Linked DNA regions of Homo sapiens: region 2 is linked to region 1. Evidence: chromatin loops called from intact Hi-C (ENCODE). Cell type or tissue: GM12878. All regions are shown on one strand. Each heading gives the region's core, and the rest is flanking DNA. Links, peaks and the distances in the headings are about the cores only. Region 1 has its middle 52 kb from the start of LINC02428. Region 2 has its middle 66 kb from the start of TACR3.

Region 1 (5,389 bases), core at 109-5,108:
AGCTTGCTGGTGAGGTTGTGGTAGCAACTGAATATATGAGAATAGATTGGTACAATCACTGGATTTCTATAACTCAGTTAAGAGTTGGAAGTAAAGTGTAATTCTGTTTCTGTTTATGTATTAAAGTAGAAGGATAATATGTTTAATTAATAAATTAACAATAGATATTGGTATACTTATAGAAATGGATTGTCACAGTTTCTATCTTTGAGGGATTAATTGGAACAAAAATGTACTTTAACTATGAATTACCTAGCTCCAGAGATATCTATTAGTAGAAAAAGATTGACAATGAAAAGATAAATTTCTATTTACTACACAGCGAAATAAATGTTTTATGTTAAGAGCTCATCTCATGCATCCCTGTGGCTTCAGTTTTCTTCAATATCTGCCACTCTCAGTTTTATTTCCAGCTGGAATCTATTTTCTGAGCTCCACAACTAAATGGCTGTGTACCAACTGGACATCTCTTTTTGAATTATTCACAGGCATCTTAAATTCAGTCTGTGTAAAACTGAACTGGTGAAATTGCTCTTTAGACCTGCTCCTCTAGTGTTTCCCATCTTAGCAAATTGCACAATTATTTCCATCCAATTACTCCAGCTGGGAACATACAAGATATCACTGACTTTTCCCTCTCTTTTATTTCGATCAATTACTTCAAATTCTTATTATGGCCTCCAAGGCTCTGCATAAAATATCCCTTTCTCACTTTAACGATTACAGTAGACTGAACCATTATAACAAAGAAATCTCCCAAAAAGTAAGGGTTCAAACAGTAGAAATATATTTCTTGATCTTATAAAAGTTCAGGGTAGATGTTTCGGATAAACAAGTGCTTGGCTCCACACTGGGACACAAGCTGATGAGATCTGCAATCTCTAATACTTAGTTTCCAAGGTCATTCTGAGCATGGCCCAACAATCATCCTGAAAGAGAAAGAGCATAAATAAGCATGCATGGATATTTTTTATGAGTGAAGCAAGGAAGTGGAACATATTTCTATTCTCACTACAATGGAAAGAACTTAGTTACAAAGCACACTTCATTGCAAGGAAGGCTGGGAAATGTAATGCATTTGGGCAGCCATATTTCCAGCAACTATGGAAGATGAGGAAAAGAACTTTGGTGAATCATTGGCGGTCCCAGCAACATTTGTTGTTCTTTCCTTCTTTATTCTTTGTGATCCAGGTATATCGGATTTTAGTCTTTGATTGCTCTTTCCATCCCTAAGGACTTTGTACATGTCATTCTCTTGGCTCATATGCCCTTCATCTCCTTCTTGATTCAGCTGACAATTATTATTCAGAATTAAGAATGTTTTACATTCCTGTGGAAAGTTGTTGTCTTCTTTGTAATACTTGGAAAAGCTGCAATAAATTATTCAATGACTGTTTGTCATGCTAGACTGTAAGATTGAGGAGTAAAGGAACTCTCTGTTTTGTTCTTTATTATATTCCCAATATCTGGCACATAGCAGGATGTTTAGTAAATATTTCTTGAACTCACAGAAAGATGGATGAATGGATGCCTGGATAAGTGCAAAAATAGATAAGTTTATAGATGAATGGGAAATAAGCTGATATAACCCCACTCTGAAACCTTTAGTTTGTTAAAGAAATAATTATTTAATGACACTTGTTAAGCACGATAAGGAAGTCTTTATTATAAACCATCATGGTAAGTACAGGGACCACTGAAATGGGATTTTGCAGTGAGGGAGGGAGATTGGGCTCAACTCTTAATAAAGGATGGGCAAGTGGGAATTTATTGCCAAGTTGCAAGGTGGGGGTCAGTGGATAAAACATGACTAAGAGGAAGCATCAGGGGTAAAGGGGGTTCTGGCTAAATTGACCTAGAAAGATTCTTGCTGAAGGTAGGCTAGGGTGATCAAACATCACTTATGAGATGGTGGAGGATGAGTAACCCCAGTGGATACCAAGGATGAGCAGATATTGGGGGTAGGGGATTCTTGCTAAACATAGTTAGCAAGGTATTTGCTAAAACTGGATTTTACAAGGAAGTGCACAGATGAACCTAGGAGAAGTTTCAAGAGTCTGAATAAATTTTACCAATCAGATACTTTGTATCAAGTTTTCTCCATGAAGGATTTGTGCAAAAGTAGGGTAGGTGTTTGCAAAAAGAAAATTCGAGAAGATTGGTACAAATTTGGGTAGCTACAAAGAAAAATGATAAAGAGAGACAAATGAGAAAAAGAAAAAGTATTGTTCAACAATGTGGAACACTCAATTGCGGTTGGAAACCACAGCTTTGTAGTGAAAACTATTATATTTTTTTTCTTGCATTCAATTTCAGAGAAAATGCATTTTGGAAATAATAATGGTTAATAATGCACACAGTACATTGATCCAGATATGAGCTTAGCATTTAAAATGCAGTTTTTCATGTATATTTTCAAAACTTTTTTATAGATGAGAAAACTGAAGGTCAGAAAGTACAAGTAAATGGCATAAGGAGTAAATGACATTAGCAATCAGAGAAGCTCTGATTTGTACCCAAGTCTGTAATACTTCAAAGGACAGAGATTGACAAAACAGGCCTTGAAGAAGTGTGAATAACAGGAAATTAACAGTACTGTGTTAATGTCCACACAGTGCTGGTTCCTAGGGTCAGTTGATTCAAGAAGGTGTAATGTTTCATCAAGATTTAGTGGGATGAGATAGTAGTAGACATGTAAAGAGAGGGGATTGTGCTGTGAGAATTATATTTTCAAATTTTGGATAAGAAAATGAATTTTGGAAGATGACAAGGCCTGGAATATAGACCTCAAAAGTGTTTTGTTCGAGGGGAATGGGAAAGAAGTTTGTCAGATGGCAGCCCACATGGACGCTGTCTTTCAGAATAGTGACAGGAATTGGTGGAAGGAAAGATTACAATCCAGATACCAAAGCCCTCACTAATTGTGGCATAAGGGAGTAGAGGTGAGTTGACGACAGTGATGAAGATAAAGAGCACAGAGTATAGTTCAATTTTTAGGGACTCAAGTATGGAGGACTTTTTGGATGAGCATCAAGTATAATGAGAATGAAACTGCAGTGGGTAAACAAGAGAAAGATGAACGTACCTCCTCACTTAAAAATACAGAGAATTAAAGCTTCTTTTGAGGCTTTTTTGAGCAAAATGGTATTATTAGAGGAGAAAAAGGTTACAGTTAGGGTGAAGAAGTAAAGGGGAATAGTCAAGATGTTGCATATTACAAAGAAGTTTCTTTGAAATAGGATGGGTTTCTATGTAGTTACAGTAAAGAGGTAGAAGTGGAATTAGATAGAGAATGATAAGTCTGAGAAGGAGAAGATATAAATTAGATGGAAGAGTTTGCAATGTGGGTTTTAGATCAAGGGCACTAGAAAGTCAAGGAATACAGAGGAAGATGGGAAGTACTTGAAAGAAACTAACTAGCCTCAGGGTTCCAGCTGGGGCTTTGATGGCAAGTTGTTTTGTTGCTGCCGCAAACTCAGACCAAAGCATTCTGGGGAAACTTAAGAATAGGAGGTGGATTGCCAATTAATATCTAGGGCTACAAGAGTGAGAAGAAATGACTAAAAATACAAATTAAAGTTCATATAAGTGGAACAAATTTTAAAGAGGAATGGGAATTTTGAGGAAAAAGTGAGAAAAATGTATAACTCTTTATTTATAAGTACATATTTTGCGTTATGCACTGGGTTTGTAGTGACCAAGACAGTCTTAACATGTCCCTTAGCTTGATTAAACTTTAGACAGTCTTCCTCTGGCCTTTAAGGCCTGATCTCCCTCTGACTCCCTCCCCCTAAAGAATCCAGATGGCCCAGTCACAGGAGTTCCTCTCCTCCCTTTATAAAGAGTATTTATTTCAGATACCTTATAATTGCAAATTCTTCTTGTTTGCTACTTGAAATGTAAATTTTTAAACATCTCTTATCAGTTTTACTACCCACCAGGCGTATCTTTCTCAAGGACCTAGAGCTATTCCTTTGAAATGTTATCATTAGGGAAAATAGTGACCCTGTCTCTCAGTCTCTGTGGGAGAGTAAGTGCTTAACTTCAGTGGTCACTTGGCTGTAAGTTGTAAAACTATCTGCTGTCATGAAGATAAGAGAAGGTTTGCTTTTTCTTTGTGAGGCCAATTAGCAGACACAGGTAGCCTATGTTACCCCCTTTCACCCCAATGCTTAAAAATCCTCCCACCCTGTATTTCAGTAGAGTTGAGCACAGATTGATTTCTGGCCTCTCTCTCTTATTGCAATTGACTTGAATAAAGTCTTCCTTACCTGTTTGACTTTGGTGCAGCTTTTGCTTTGACAGTAACTTATAATGAGTTTATTTTTCATTTCCCTAAAGAAAAATGTTTCATCCTGACCTCCAGGGCACCATTTGGTGCTGGCTGATGGTGGTGTGGCAGCTGGAGATGTAGCATAATGATCCAAAATTGGGCCCTTGTAAAAAACCAAAGCACGTACTTCTAAAATAGAATCAATTACTTATTTACTTATGTCTGCTCATTATACCCCAGATATAAACCCCAAGGGGGCAGCAGTATATCATGAATTAGAGCATAAGTTTTTCATCAAAGATCAAAACTGAGTTTTCATCTTTCCCTTGCTATTTATGTAACTTAGGTGGGTTATAGACCTCTTTAAGCTTCAGTTTACTCATTTGCAAAATATGAATATAATACACTATGATATTACATATAACATATAACTTAAGAACCTGGTTATTGCACAAATTAAATAATATGTGTAAAGCACTTAGCACAGCATAACAGATAGTTTTCACAGTTTTTCTTTTTATAAGTAATATTGTTGTTATTACTATTATTTCTTTAAAGACAGGGTTCATATCTGTCTAATAGTATCTACTCACCTGCTCACAAATATTTAATGATTAAATTATTTTTCAAATAATACCTAGTACATATATACATTATCTAAATGGAAGCAAACATATGGGATGGAAATTAACGTCTGTTGTTGAAGATTGTCTTAGTAGCAGTTATGGTCTATAAAATATCTAAATCACAGTTTCAAGCATGTGTTCTGAGACAAAAATTTCAAGCAGAAGCTTCCTAATGACCACATCCAGTCCCCACTGAGCACACCTTTAATATATTTTATAATATATATTATGCCAACATTTGCTTTGTGAACAGGGTAAAGACAGTCACAGTCAAGAATTGGCTAAAATACTGATTTGTCATTTATGGAAAAGTACAAAGGTGAGGGTGACTTTCAGAGGAAATAAGGCATTATTAGTGGTGCCGTCTGGCAAATACAAGAGAATTTCTCAGAGACCCACTTGGAAGAAAGTTCAATCATGGCATTGGATGACTCAGTGAAAGGTGGAAGGCCAATACTGGTAGTTCAAATGAAAACATCTACTGCTCTTA
Region 2 (5,389 bases), core at 287-5,286, 310 kb after region 1:
CTCTTACTTTGTGATTCTGCCTCCACAAACATTCACTCACCTGATAAAAAAACAGAAGGGAAAAATATGATGCTATTCTCACTGCTAAAACATAAGCTTAGAAGGTAGAATTGCATAGCAGATTGATATAAATGGGATTCCAAATAGGTTTTCTAATTTGAACTTTTTGAGTGCTGAGAGTCTGAGTTTCCTACATCTTTTATATTTTTCTACTGCAAATAGCTATGGATTTCCCAAAGTTAGAACTTTCTGCAATTCATTTATAAGGCCAGACTTTGATGATAGAGGACTGCTGTAGCCTTACGTATATTGGCTGGCTGCTTCAGGAAAGTAGAAGTATACAGGATTATTCTAGAGATAAGAAACCTTCTCATGATTGTTAACTCGTACATAACAGAAAACAAAGCTTATCTACCATCCAAATCATATACACCTAGTGAAATGCCAAGGCAAAGCTTCACACTGAGCCTGATTACATCAAAGTTCCTGGTCAATCAAGTCCCTACTCTTTCTCCAGCTCACTAATTCATACTAACAATCAGAAAGCAAGGAATTGCATTCAGCATTTAATCTTTATTGGTACATAACTTTGAGTGAATGCTTGCCATTTTAAACATCACCTTGTTTATTTGTGAAATGAAAATAATTCTCTTTACATCACAATGTTTCAGTCATCAATTTATGTATCATCTAATACCTTATTAAGTATATTTAATACTTATACAATATTACATGATTACATAATCTCTCTCTGTGTATGTACACACACATATCCTGAAATCACTGGCTTTGACATGTGTACCAATTATCTCAACAAATTAAGTATATTACAGTAATTCTATTTCTGGAAAAAAGCTTACTTAATATGATCTTTCTATACCATATTTCTATTATTCTAGTATAAACACAACCTTGTTTGCATGTTAGATTCTCCTGTGGAGCTTCAACCAAGACTTAGTAAATCAACATTTTCACAGATAAAGTTCAGGTTTATATATTTTTATAAAGACTTATAGATAATTCACATATCCCAAAAGGAATGAGTACATCACCATTATGCCAATGAGTGACATAGCTCTGGGTTCTGAGGCAGGGCTACTCCACTTCACAAAGCAAGTAAAAAATTTCTGGGTTCAGTGTCTTTAGTTGTATTTTTTGTAGGTACATGGTAGGTTTATATATTTATGAGGTAGTTGAAATATTTTGATTTAGGGATGCAATGTGTAAGAATCACATCATGGGAAATGGGATATCCATCCTTTCAAGAATTTATCTTCTGAAACCATCAAATTATATACTTCTAGTGATTTTAAAATGTACAATTAAATTATTATTGACTATAGACACCTGTTGTGCTATCAAATACTAGGTTTTATTTATTCTTTCTAATGATTTTTTGTAACCATTAACCATCCCAATGGTGCAGGAGTTGAGAAGAAATCACTTAGGCAGACAGTAAGGGTATAGGATTCCTTGGTAAGGCTTCTCTTTTTCATAAAAAGCAGCCCCAAATCATTTTCTAACAAAGAGCAGCCTATAAAGTCAATCTGCAGACATAGACAAACAAGCTGGGAGCTTGCACGTGTGAATGCTGGCAGGAACTAGGGACTAGACATGTTCAAGAAGGCGGCTCCATCTTCCTTTCTGTTTGTCAGCCACATGTACTGTAAGGAGCAGACAAGATGGCACCGATCAACTGGAAAGCCCATTTGCATAATACTAGGGTGGGGTAACCAGCCTTCCCTGTGCACTATGTAAACATCATACCTGATCCAACCAACTGTGAGCATACACATACATAGGGTAAATCAGACACCGCCTCCTCAAACTGGACTATAAAATCTGGTGCATTTGCCACCAGCTGCTCCTTTCTGCTCAGAGACCCCTTTCTCTATAGAGAGAGCTGTTTCTCTTTCTCTTCTTTTCTGCCTATTAAACCTCCACTCCTAAACTACTCTTGTCTGTCTGTGTCTTAAATTTTCCTGGCGCATGACAATGAATCCCAGGTATATGCCCCAGACAATATTGCTGCTTCATAATGGGAACCTCGTTCGGGATACCAAGGTACAACATTCATCAAAACGGTGAGTAGAGGAGCAAACTCAAACTCTGTCCTTTCATTCTGAGGCTCTTGGCCTCCATTTTAGAACCAAATCAAACCAAATGCTGGGTTCCCTTCAGCCATTTAAAAATGATTAGCACGGCTGCTAGCCTTACAAGACTTGGGGGATAGACTTGCTATAGAGAGCATGGAGAATCCCCCAGCACCCATGGGTGGCTGGGCATATTGGCCATGTTTAAACCAGCTTCCTTACACAAGGGGCTTAGCTGTCATGTGGGGCTGGAAGAAGTCCTGAGACAACTGAGGATTTCTGGCTGGGGCTACCTCCCACTGTTATCCAAGGGCTTCTGGACTGACCCCAGCCTCTGACTGTCCTGATGGAGTGTCGGCCACAGGATCTCCAAATTTGCTATTGTAATTTCCTCCTTTCCTGTCTGTGACCATCCGTATCTCTTAACTTCTCTGTTTATGCAATGTGCGGGAAGTTTTACAGGAACGTAATCTTGTTTGACGAGATCAGGTAATATGGTAGTAACTGGGGATATAGCTCAAGGGAAGGTGGCTTTGTGATTTTCTATGAACAGAGACCCCCCACCCAACAGTGAGTACCTCTCTCTGCCCTGGAGATTACATGGCATTTCCAGGTCAATCTCTGCCCTTGGTGTGGAGATCACATGGGACTTCTAGGTCACTCTCTGCCCTTGGCCTGGAGAGCACATGACATGTCAAGGTCACTCTTCCCTTGGTCTGGAGAGCATATGGCACTTCAAGGTCAACAGTGCCACCTAGTGGAATAGGAATCTTCTCCTTGAGGCACATTGTCGGTCCTTCAACAAAACACTCTAGCTTCCCAATTCTCTCCTCTTTTTGCACCTCTCTACTAGAAACCAGGCTTCACGCTGCTTGTGTAAATGGGAAAATTTTGATTTCAACAATTAGGGGTAAAATATCCTCCAAAGCCAAATTTTAGTCTTGATACTGTCCCATCAGCAGGAAAATGGCCATTCAGTCCCTATGTTCTTTTAACGCACCTATTACGCCTCCAGTTAGAATGGTACTTAATTAGTAGGGGAATTTTAGGTTCAGAAGTTAACCAGAACCATTCTCTAAGGGTAAACGCTTTAGCATGGGCTGTAATAACAGATACAGAGCTCAAACCAGCACACTTCCTCCATTTAGGAGGGAAGTGCAACATTTGCCCTAATGTAACTGTCACATAGTGTCTCCCAAGATCTATTCTTAGGGGAGCCAGGCAGGTCACACAAGTCTAGAAAGTCAATGGGAAATCACAGGCAGAGGACTAGAGCCACTTGGGTGAGTGTGACTAATCCCAACCACATAGTTCCTCTGGTTCTATGGCTGGGATCACACCTGCAACCATGAGCAGCATATTCAACAAGGTGCTGGGACCCAGAAACCACAGAGGGAAAACAGCAGGGGGTACGCCCTCACTGTCTTCCTTTCCACCCTGGGTCACACCAAAAGGAAGGAGACTAAAGGGACTCTGTTTTCTCACTTTTCTTTATCATCTTTGGCCTGTATTCCTCTGGAGTGCCTTCTGAAGCACAAAGACTCCTTTGACTCTGAAACTTTAATTTAAAAAGTGGCTTATTTTCTTTTCTCAAGGGCATGGGCTTCTCACCCTCTTGAACCATCCAGGCCTGTGAAGGGACCCTTAATTTTAATATTATCCAACAATTAGATCTTTTCTGCAGACGGGTGGGCAAATGTTCTGAGGTACCTTACGTACAGGCTTCCGTTGCTCTGCAAGACAACCCAGACCTTTGCAAGCATTGCACAATCAACCCAGTCCTTTTAGCAATCAGATCAGGCAGGTCCAAAGGGAATGATTCCCCAAGACTAGAAAAGTAACTTCTGGGGGCACCATCTGAGGCAGCCATCGAATGTCCCAGCCCTTCCAGTCCTTCTTATCTGGGGCCACCTCCAACCATGCTTCCAGCTATTCCACCCCCACTATCTCCAAAATATCCCACTCCCCCACCTTTGCTCTTACCCCTACAGGAAATGCCCAATGAAGTTGCTGCCACTAGGGTTCAAGTTTCCTCCTCATTGCAGGACCTTAGGCAAATAAAGGGAGACTTAGGTCAATTTTCTAATGTCCCTGATAGGTGTACAAAAGCTTTCTGAAATTTACCTCAGATATTTGACCTCTCATGGAGGGCTGTTATGCTGCTCCTAAGCCAAACCCTAACTGCCACTGAAAAACAGGAACTCTGCAGGCAGCAGAGGATTTCAGAGATGAGCACTGTGTCTCCTATAGTAGGCAAAAAGGTAAGAGAGAAAATAGGGAAGGCAAAGAAATATGGGAAACACCATTTTCAATAGGAAGAGAGGCAGTACCTCTTGACAACCCTAATTGGAACACCCAGTATGTTCTATGGTGTTTTTCCTTTTTTCACAGTTTAAAATGGCACTTTTATAATGTTCTTCCAACCTGGGAAAAGTTAATTTCCCTGAACCTTAAAATGCATGGTTTAGGCCAGACGTGGTGGCTCACGCCTATAATCCTAGCATTTTGGGAGGCCGAGACTGGTGGATTGCTTGAGGCCAGAAGTTCAAAACCAGCCTGGCCAACATGGTGAAACCCTGTCTTTACTAAAAATACAAAAAATTAGCTGGGTGTGGTGGCAGGTGCCTGTAATCCCAACTACCTGGGAGGCTGAGGCAGGAGAATCGCTTGAACTCGGGAGGCAAAGGTTGTAGTGAGCCAAGACCATGCCACTGCACTCCAGCCTGGGCAACAAGAGCGAAACTCTGTCTCAAAAAAAATAAAAAATAAAAAATAAAATGCTTGGCTTATAGTTGAGCTAGGGGTAAGGGAACCTAGAAGTCTGACATGACAGCAAAAGACTAAATTTTTTTGTTTGTTTTAACCAGTCAAGCTTTTGGTTTCTCTCTCCCGAACCTAGAAGCCTGACATGCCAGCAAAAGAGCGAAAGATATATATATATATATATATATATATATATATATATATATATATAAATATATATTTTTTACCAGTCAAGTTTTGGCTTCTCTCTCTTTCTATGCAAACTGGCAAAAGTGATAATAAGGATCATTATTTATATTCCCCATAAAGTTTTAATTAATGAAAAAGATTTGTGAGGTTGGTCTTAAGCTGTAGCCAATATGGCATGCTTTGTGTGTCTTTCTGTATGGTTTTGTGAAAAGAAAGGGTCACTTAGATTAGAATGCAGGCTCAGGACCCCATAAGCCTGCTGTTCAAGCCAGTCCAACAAAATGGTCAGTAACAAACATGGCTACAGGCCTCCATCTTGTTTCAGGTCCTTGGCAACATGACCT

The links. A loop is a pair of places that touch in the nucleus more often than their neighbours do. Peaks named below come from ENCODE experiments on the same cell type or tissue, not always from the same donor. Only the 100,000 strongest peaks of a DNase experiment are listed, where the experiment ranks them.
Region 2: it touches region 1 in a loop (4-fold over the local background); 9 of 110 quality-filtered maps call a loop at or near these places.

What each region holds. Positions count from the first base shown.
Region 1 is chr4:103,474,403-103,479,791 of GRCh38, forward strand. No RefSeq gene overlaps it. Among named protein-coding and RNA genes, the nearest start is that of LINC02428, 52 kb to the left of the region's middle. In GM12878, for the core only: no CTCF peak of the experiment used is centred there; no DNase peak of the experiment used is centred there.
Region 2 is chr4:103,783,401-103,788,789 of GRCh38, forward strand. No RefSeq gene overlaps it. Among named protein-coding and RNA genes, the nearest start is that of TACR3, 66 kb to the left of the region's middle. In GM12878, for the core only: a CTCF peak has its summit at 2,847 (motif pointing left); a DNase peak (open chromatin) is centred at 2,831.